2 separate regions of the Homo sapiens genome follow, and region 2 is linked to region 1. The links are chromatin loops, found by intact Hi-C in ENCODE. Cell type or tissue: PC-3. All regions are shown on one strand.

The links. A loop is a pair of places that touch in the nucleus more often than their neighbours do. Peaks named below come from ENCODE experiments on the same cell type or tissue, not always from the same donor. Only the 100,000 strongest peaks of a DNase experiment are listed, where the experiment ranks them.
Region 2: a loop joins it to region 1, with 4 times the contacts of the local background. A loop is called at or near these places in 2 of 110 quality-filtered maps.

Annotation. Positions count from the first base shown.
Region 1 is chr12:96,809,211-96,814,210 of GRCh38, forward strand. It overlaps CFAP54 (cilia and flagella associated protein 54), which reads left to right. Exons shown (of 68, transcript NM_001306084.2): 64 at 2,526-2,632. Among named protein-coding and RNA genes, the nearest start is that of NEDD1, 96 kb to the right of the region's middle. In PC-3, CTCF peaks have their summits at 2,236 and 2,437; DNase peaks (open chromatin) are centred at 1,051, 1,441 and 2,091; H3K4me3 peaks cover 1,516 bases; H3K27ac peaks cover 3,332 bases.
Region 2 is chr12:96,886,847-96,891,846 of GRCh38, forward strand. No RefSeq gene overlaps it. Among named protein-coding and RNA genes, the nearest start is that of NEDD1, 18 kb to the right of the region's middle. In PC-3, no CTCF peak of the experiment used is centred here; a DNase peak (open chromatin) is centred at 2,895; H3K4me3 peaks cover 463 bases; H3K27ac peaks cover 1,611 bases.

The DNA.
Region 1 (5,000 bases):
AATGGAAAGTAATATTCTTCAGTTCATGGCCTTTTTTTATTTAATAATTTCCTCCCTCTGATTATCTTAGTACCTTTTGGAATTTCTATTATTCAGTTATTGAACCAATTGGATTAAGTGTTTACTTTTCTCATTTTTTTCCCTATTATCTACGTTTTTAAATTTAGGTTTCACTTTTGGGGAGATGGATTCAACTTTATATTTTCAATCTTTTCTTGATTATTTAGTTGTTTTGATCATATTTTTATTTTTAAGTAGTCTTCCTTGTTCTCTGATTGTCCCATTTTGTTAGTATCCTGTTCTTGTTTCACAGATACAATGTTGTCTTTCTTCTATCTGAGGATATTAATTATGGTTTCATTGGAGTTTTCTCCTGATCTTTGTCTTATATCTTATTCTGCAATTTCCCTTCTGTTAGTTTTAGTTTTTGCCTTTCATTTCCTGTCTAGTGACTCTTGACTGTCTACTTATGTTTGAAGTGAAACACTAAAAAGCATATTTAGTTAGATATTGACTTGTGGGCCTCATTACAGGATAACTGCAGAAGGAGGCAGTAGTTTCACTGGAGGATGATGAAATTTCAGCACCTGTAGGTCTTTTCTCTTTGACATATCAGTTTCCCCAAAGACAATTCTGTTAGACTCCTGCCTAATTTACTACATTCTGAGAAGGGGCTGTTGTGGGGTAGCAGGATGTCTCTCATTCAGAATACAGACTTTCACTTAATTCCAATGTTTTTAGTAAAGCACCTGAGCGTTGTACCTAACGTCCCTTAGCATAGATCCTCTCTGATTTAACATAAGCAGAGAGCAAAATAGAAGAAGTTCAGCCGGGAGAGAGGAGGCAAGGGAAAGGAGGAGTCTCCAGGTTGTACCCACCCAGATGAAAGGGAGGTTGTCTAATGTTACTCCCTGTTTGCAGTGCCACCTACTCCTGCCTTTAAAGGTACCTGAGCCTCCAGTTCCTGAGCTTCTCGGTGTTCTCAGTCATGCTTGTTGTTGGCAACCCCTCTGAAAACACTTAGGACACAGCCTTTCCTTTCTGCTGAGTCAGCTTTGTTCTTCCAGGTGCTTTCTGTCCTTCATAGTGTTGCTAACATCTTTTGTCTGCTTCATCTCCTCTTGTGTTCTTTCTGTCCTTGTGTACTTACGCCTTTTAAAAATACCTTTACTCTTATCTTAGTTTACTTTGTGAGGAAGCAGAGGTAAAGGCATGTGCTTTTAGGGGTGAAGAGAGTTTTTTCCTCCTCTTCTAAAGATTTGGGTCTAATAAAGTCTACCAAAATAATACTGACAATAGATAGCTTAACAGGAGAAAAAGCATACAAATTTAGTAATGTGTATAAGCACAGGAAAATAACAAGAGAATGATTACCCAATTACTCATACCGGAACTGAATGGACCCAAAGGGTAGACCATAGTTTTTGAATGATCTGTTTGAATGGGACCAAGAACAGACAATAGCTTGTGGGAAGTTATGGGAAGAAGAGCGGTAGCACAACACTGCAAACAAAGGTTGTCCGATTATGCAGATAAAGTCTCCCAGGCAATCTCTCCAAGCTGCCCTCAGAAGAATAGACAAAAACTCTGTGTGGGCCTGGTGATGACTTTTAGTCTTTTCTCCTCTCTGGTGCTTAATCTTTCTTGGTTATTTAATGAGATTCCTAGAAAGGGAGCTTCAAGACTATTGTACGTCTTTTGGAAGAAGTTTTCTCAGGCAGATACGGGAACCTCCTGAGAGAGCCCCTACCTGTGCTGGGTTAAAAGGTCTTGGTTCTGAGGTAGTTTCTAAGGCCTTCTAACGTCCTTTGTTACTTTGGGGCTCTGTTCTCTGAGCCTCAATATGCCTAATTACTCGGTTTTGATTGGCAGCTCTGGACAATAGCTTTCTTATATCTGAAATGAAGGAATTAGACCAGATTATCTCTAAGCTTCTGTGACTCTCAAACGCTACAAATCCATAACTAAGTAGGTGCTATAACTTATGCAACTGACTCTAAGAATTGTCAGAATCCAAACAACAGGGAAATTACTAGAGCATGAATCATCAAGGGACGTTTCATCTTAGCTGTGGTGGCTAGAAAGCTGTGTGTGGATTGGATAAATGGAGAGAAGAGGAAGGCAACAGCATAAGTGAACTCATAGAAATGACTATGCCCACTTATGGGAACGGTACACATTGAGAAGTAACAAGGAACAAAGTTGGCTATTTACCAGGTGTATGCTTAATACTTACTGTAGAGGGCCTTCAAAAGCTGAAATATAAACTTAATTGCAATACAAAATGTCACTCTTCAAAAATAATATCATATTGTTACCAAATAGTATTTATTTTCATCCTACAACCTTTGTACAATTCTGGTTCACATCATTTCTCTTTCAGGTGAATTGAAAACCCAATTTTTCTCTTCTAAACAAATACTTTTCAAAGTACAGTGATATTATTTTGTGAACTAATGCTGTAGTTTTTGAGCTAAACTCTAATTTTGATGTCACATTTTATACCCCTTTTATTTTTCTTATAGGTTTTATTGTTGTATGCATATAATTTGAAGCCTCTGAAGATTTCAGATGTTAGACATTCCACTTATAACAGTACATGTGTTGGCTCTTTATGGATTCCACTGAATAGGCAAGTAAAAATTCCACAACTCGAATTGTCTTTGTTGTTATCTCTCACGAGAATAGACTCTTTCAGTAATTGGCAAGGTGTAGCATAGGAGACCTGCTAAAAGGCACTTCGCGAAGAATCTTCCTTTTGTTTAGAGGAATATTATATTGCAGTGCTTAAGGGCATGAACTCTGAATCCTGCCTGCTTCATTCAAATACCAGTTGTGCCCCTTATTACCTTCACAACCTTGGGCAGTTTATGTAACCTCTGTACTTCAGTTTCCTTATAGTAAAATGGGAATAATACTAATAATAGTACTGAGGGTTGCTGAAGGAACAGTTCATACATGCTTCATAGAGATTACAGAGAGCACAAGGATGTTGTCTGTACTATATTTTGCCTGTAGTTTCAGCGTGGTTAAAAAATAATTTAATGTGGCTTTGTATGGAGTTTCAAAATTAAGCCCAAACTCCACTACCTCCCTTGGCCCACCTTTCCCTCTGTGCCCAGTCAGAAGTCTCTGCTTCATCTAGGTTGTTTTCCTCCCTCTCCATCAAACAGGTCATCTCTCTTAACTTTTTGCTCATGCCTCGTTTCTCTCTTCCTGTTTCACTTTACCAATTTCCCTGTTGTTGTTTTTTCATTTATTACTTAGTTTATTTTTGACTCCATTGTTCATTGCCCTTCTGACCTTAGCCTCCATTTCCTCCATTGTAGGATGGAAATGATCATAACTGCTCTGCCTGCCTTTCAGGGTTATTGTCAGGACTAAGATAGACAGTGTGTGAACATGCTTTGAAAAGCTTAACCACTAACGCCTGTTCCATCACTAAAGCCTGTTCCATCACTAACGCCTTTTCCATCAATGGCTTGGTAAACAGAGAATTAGTGTTTCTCTGTCCTTCCTTTGAGAGTCTTGTTTATGTTCCATGATTTTCATTTTGAATGACTTCTTGGCATCACCATGAAAGAGACAAAGGCTGTTTCAAGTGCTGGGCATATTTTCAATTGTTCAGTCAGTTTATTTGTTCCTTCTTTTCTTTCTTTTCTTCTTTTCTCCTCTTCTCTCCTGTTCTTCCCTTCCTTCCCTCCACTCCTCTCCTCTTTATTTTCATTCAGTCAATTTATTTTCTTCCTTCTTTTCCTTTCCCTTTCCTTTCTTCTTTTCCAAGTGAAATGGTCAAAAACTTAGGTACAGGCTACAGACCAGCATAGCTAAGCAACCAAATCAGGTAATTCTGCACTTGCTTTGTAAATCCAGAAATGTAGATTTTTCCAGCCCCATATGATGAAAATGATTATAATTTCTATAAAGTAGAAAGTCATCAAACTGATAAGCTTCTTTTTTTTATTCCAAAAAGTTTTGAATTTTGGTGTACTTCTGATCAATAGTAGGGTTACTAAAATTAGTGACAAGCCCCAGCCACTGAGGCCATCACAGAGGACCATGCCCAACAATCTTTTATCTCCTTGTCCTTTGGTGGCACTGTGAAAATAAACTATTTCTCTCATCCTGGGTGGCATTCCTTGTGTTCTTATGAGGCTCAAGATTAGTACATGGGAAATTGGTCCTGATCATCCTTTGGAAGGCAAAGTAGGAGTAAAACAGGTCAGAAAAAATAGGCCAGAGAAGAAGAAACTTGGATAACCTGCAAATTGGGACATCCTCCTTTTATCATTCACTTCCTCATCTCCTAGTTAAGTTCTCATAAGAAAAAGTATATTTTAATTCTTTGCATTTTTTTACAGCAACAAAGGAAACAATAGTGTTCTCAATGAACAGACATAAAACCTTCTGTGTAGTTCTATCTAAATTGTGCTGTTGTGACCAAAATCAAGTTCCTTGCCTACTGTCTCTGCCTTTAAACCTACAGTCATCCATGTTTCTACTTACAACTGGGTCCTGCCCTCCAGGCCACAGCAGACCCTGGGAGAGAGTGCCTAGGAGTCAGTAAATTAGAGCAGCGGCTGTGGGGAGCCCAGACGGGATGGTAGATGCTTGTTTGTAGTGCCAAGGTTTAAAAAGCTGGAACAGGCGTTGACCTGGAGGACAGAAATGAAGAAGTACGTGGGAGGACAGGGAAGTGAGGGGCAAATGCATGCCAGAGCACAAAGGGAGGGAGCAAGATGTAGGCAGGTGCAGTCATGGGGTCCAGGCCTCACACCAAGATTCAAGTCATCTGATGTTGCTCTTTGCATGAGGACTCAGCCTGCTTTGCCCGTTCCCAGACTGCTCTTTGTGGAGCTAGATGGGGCCATTTACTCTGCCAGCACAGGCAGTGAAGTTCTGGACACTCATGTACAATCTGAAACCCAAATGTCAAAGAACGGTTTATCCTTCCTAGAATCCCAAGTATTATAAAGGAAAGCTATGCTATTTGTGGAAGA
Region 2 (5,000 bases), 78 kb after region 1:
ATACATCTCCAGTATGATCCCATTGGATCAACCAGGGTGCAAACAAGAGGCACATAAAGTGTATATTCAAATGCTTAAAAGTTACAAAGGAAGCTCTAATTATTTTTAACTAAAATGTATTCGGTCCTCCTCACTGGACAAATGCACTTCATAATGACCTGGGAGGCCAGATTATAATGTCAGATTCTCACATTCCTTGGTGTTCTGCAGAGGACTAGGCTACATGAGGAGAGACGGCCCCCAGTTGCGGCCTGTTTTCTTTCTCTTTTTACCACTGGCTCCTTCCAGCACTGTGAGGCCTACACATGCATGTGGACCTCCCACCATTCTCCCAATGTCAAACTCTGCCCAAACCCTTGGCAAACAGCCACCCTTGGCTACTCCTCAGGCCTCAGAGCTGTGTATACAAATAGCAAGTCTGGCCTCTGCAGGGAAAATCTAAGAATCCTGTGGCAGTCTGGGCAGGGAATTCCAGGAATTTAGGTACCTGAGTTTAAAAAAGGCAGAGTGTGGGCTCCAGGCAGGCCAGTCCCCTTAGACCTATGGACCTGGTTCTGTGGGGAGGAGAGCAGTGGCCAGAACACAGCCTTCTAAAGCACTGTGCCTCGGGCCAGACACTCTGTTATCTGGTTCTCAGGGTGGCCCCACAACCAACTGCCAAAATATTTCCGCTTCTGCTACCTGTACTGTAAGTTGGAACTTCCCTAAGTTATTTTTTACTTGAGCTATTGCTATAGCTTCCTAATTGATATCCTGGCCACCAGTGTCACTGCTGGTCATTAGAAACTGGTTCCAAATCCTAGCCTGACTACTTATTAGCAGTATAACTTTGAGCAAGTGACTTAACCTTTTTGGAACATTCACTTGCTCAGCAAAATTGCTCCTAAGTTTCAAACTCACAGAAACTATGAGAGATAAATGTTTATGGTTGTTTTGAGCCATTACAGTTTGGAGTAACTTGTTATACATAAATGAATAACTAATGTATTATCACCCCACCCCACTTTTGAAATCATGGTATAATACACATTATTCCAGAGGGGCTTTCTGAAACCTAATAGAATAGAAAACAATAGTAAAGGTCATTAACTAGAAATATTTTAAAGCATTCTACTTGTTCTATTGGTTCCTTAATAGTACAAGCACCAATTATTTTAAGACAATGACTGAAGAAACCTTACAGGCTAACTAAACTGGACACATGTCATGTCAGGTCCCTCTCTCATGGCATATGTGCAGATTCTACATGGAGGGGGACGCTGTGCTGTGTCCTCCACTCCAGCACTAAGCCCTTCTAACCCTACAGTAGTGTGGTTCCAACACTCCTTAAAGTCTATCACTAAGTCATAGAGACCTTACTCTTCTTGATATTTATTTGGTAACATTGAAGAATAGGCTGGTTTGGTTGGTCAAACATTATATTTAACACTTAACCAGCATTACTGGCTGGGTGCAGTGGCTCAAGCCTGTAATCCCAGAACTTTGGGAGGCTGAGGCAGGCAGATCACAAGGTCAGGAGTTCGAGACCAGCCTGTCCAACATGGTGAAACCCTGTCTCTACTAAAAATACAAAAATCAGCCGGCTACACTGGAGGCTGAGGCAGGAGAATTGCTTGAACCCGGAGGCAGAGGTTGCAGTGAGCCGAGATTGCAATGCTGCACTCCAGCCTGGGTGACAGAGCAAGACTCTGTCTCAAAAAATAATAATAAAATAAAAATAAAAATAAGTAATAAAATAAAAATATTTAACCAGGATTATGAAATTCAAACTGCCTATTGAACCTGGCTAACAACTAAGATAGACATGATCATAATTGTTGTTTACAATGTAGAGAATACTAATTTACTATATTTCTATTCTGAGTCACTAAAATCTGTTTCTAATTTCTTTAGTTTTGTCATTTATATCAGCGGGCCCCAGCGTTTTTGGCACCAGGGACCAGTTTCATGGAAGACTATTTTTCCATGGACCAGGGTGGGGATGGTCTCAGAATGAAACTGCTCCACCTCAGATCATCAGGCATTAGATCCTCATAAGGAGTGTGCAACCTGGATTCCTCGCATGCACAGTTCACAATTGGGTTCACGCTTCTCTGAGAATCTAATGCCATGGATCTGACAGGAAATGGAGCTCAGGTGGAAATGCTTGCTCCTCTTCCACTCACCTCCTACTGTGCAGCCTGGTTCCTAACAGGCCGTGGACCAATACCGGTCCACAGCCTGGGGGTTGGGAACCCTTGATTTATATGTTCTTTTGCTCACTCATTCAGAGTGTATTTATGAAGTATTTTCTATGTGCTAGTTCCAATAGACAGAACAGACTAAATAAGACATTTGCCCTAGAGTCTAATGAAAAAGAGAGAATTTATAGTCTAATAGAAGATAAGTCTAGGCACGGTGGCTCATGACTAATCCCAGCACTTTGGGAAGCTGAGGCAGGAGGATTGCTTGAGTCCAGGAGTTTGAGACAAGCCTGGGCAACATAGCGAGACCTTGTTCTATTAAAACTAAAAAATATATATTAAAACAGAAAGGTGCTTTTAGAAATATAAAACCTTTGCATGAAGGGGAAGCATGTATGTGTGCATGTGTGTATATACACACATAGGTCTATTCATCCTCCAGGTGAAGAGGGAGTGCTATAGTTTTTAAAAAGTACTGAAGTAGAACATGTGCAGAGAATTGCACAAATCCTGAGTGCATGGCTCAATGAATTTATTAGAATTGAAATCACTTAATAACCAGCACTCAGATAAAAAAACAGAATTTTACTAGCACTCAAGAATCCCTTTTCTTGTCTACACTTTGGCAGAGGGGAGGAAATATATCAAACAACTTTTTTTTTCTCTTTCAACAATCTGCTTAACGCATACCTTCCTGCATCGTGAGTCACTCAGACCATTGTTAGTCAGCCTTCAAAAATAGTTTCTCTGAGACAATTCTCTCCCTCCTCACAAGCTAAACAGTGATTAACGTCCAGGTGAACCAGAATAAAAATTTCCAGCTGTCAAATTAACAGCCAGAAAGCATTTTTTTTCTTCACAAAAGATGTGTCTAGACTCGTGAAAATTAGAAAGAAAAAATATTCATTAGTTCATCACGTAAAGGGTTATTCCCTCTAACATAATTCCTAGGTTTTCTCTAGTTTAAAATGAGTTTGACTGTTCTTATTTAAAGTCAAGTCATACACATAAAGCAAACCTAATGCGATCTTTATTACAGGAGTAGACAGGAAGCACACACCAAGCCAATTAGATACTGTAGTCCCATAATGTTGCATCAAAGCTGTGGCATGTTATTAGAGACCAAGTGATGTACAGCATCTTTTATTTTGTGTTTAGAAAGCATGGGACAGCTATCTGACCCAAGGGTGAACCAATGTGGATACCGACAGGCAAAGCATCCATTGAGGTATAGGAATCCAGAGGAATGGTGTTTAAGTCTCCTTGAGATGCTAAAGACACTTTTGCGCTAGGTTCTCCTTTAATCTTTCTGAGAATATCCTCACTACAGTTCAAACAGAATGAGTAAAAGTAAGCGTGGGGCTTCAATAGGCAAAGAACTCAGACTGGGACCCCACAGATCATCTATTTGATGCTGTTTTTCTGTAGAATTAGAAAGGGTGAAGAAAGCTTGAATCACAGCATTTGTGTTGCCAATTTCAATAAAGTTTCCATTGTTTCACAACTTTCTCCAAAGAATCTGAAACCTATTTCTACATAAGCATAACTAGGAGCTTTTTTAGTAAAAATCATGCGTTGTTTTGTTTTCTCTAACTATGGCATCTCCCACAGCACTTGGGACAGTGTAATTGATTAATAAATATTTCATAATTGAATGAATGACTTTGTGGAACTTTCTCCTAAAAATGATGAGGAGCCATTGAAGCATGTTCATGAGAGGAGTGACATGACCAGATTTCGTCTATAGGCAACTCCTTCTGGCAATAGTATGGAGCATATATTAGAGGGACAGACCAGGAGGTATTACTGGGAGGTAATAGTCCTACTCCAGACTAGAATAAGTGATAGCCTGAACTAAGGTTGAGCGGGTTAAGGTGAAAAGTAGAAACTGACTTGAAGGATACTTAAAAAGTAAAATCTATGTGATCTAGTCATTGATGGAATGTGGAGGGAGAGAGAAAATACTAGAGGAGGACTCTAAAAATGATCCTTGAGATTCTGGTATGGTCTTTTGAATGAATGATGGGACAGATGGTTGAGGTGAAAAATACAGTAGTGGGAGGAACAGATTAGGTATCAAACACAGTGAGTTTACAGTAGCTTCTTTAGGTTTGAGGTGCCTGTGGGGTGTCTGATTTAGAGTCAATAGAGTGGAAACAGTTATTAAAGCCATGGGTTTTGATGGTTTTTTTCGCAGAAAAAAAAGGCATAGCATGAAAATCCAGAGGGCTAAAGGCAGAACCACAGGGAATACAGACATTTAGAGGTTGAGCAAAGGACAAAAATACTGACACAAGGAGCAGGATTGCCCACAAATGACCCTGGGTATTTATTCTAGGATACCTGGATACCAAGCTAGCTGGGATCAGGGACCCATGTACCCCTACTCCCAGAAGGGGAACTGAACCTAAGCTTTTCTCTGCTTGACAGGGGAAGCTGCAGCATTCAGAGACCCTAAGCTCCCCAGATACTGCGCTGCTGGTGTACCGCTAAACTAACTAAACATATGTATTAAGATGTATGCATTTCCTACAAGCCACACATAAGAAAGGCAGAATTTCTTCTCCCTTATGATAATTTAACTTTGTTTTTGGCATCAGATAAGATTATCAACTGACTCATTTTTTAAAAGAATAAAAGAATTTTTTTTTTAAAAAATAAAAGAATAAATAAAAACAGGAGCCTTGTAAAGGTATTCACTTTGGGAGGCTGTACATCTATCCTAGCAGGGATGTTACTGAACAAGACATTTTGGAAGATTCTCTTTTGAATTTGCCTCAGCTTGAAAGGGTAAAAATTCATATTTTTAAGGACAAA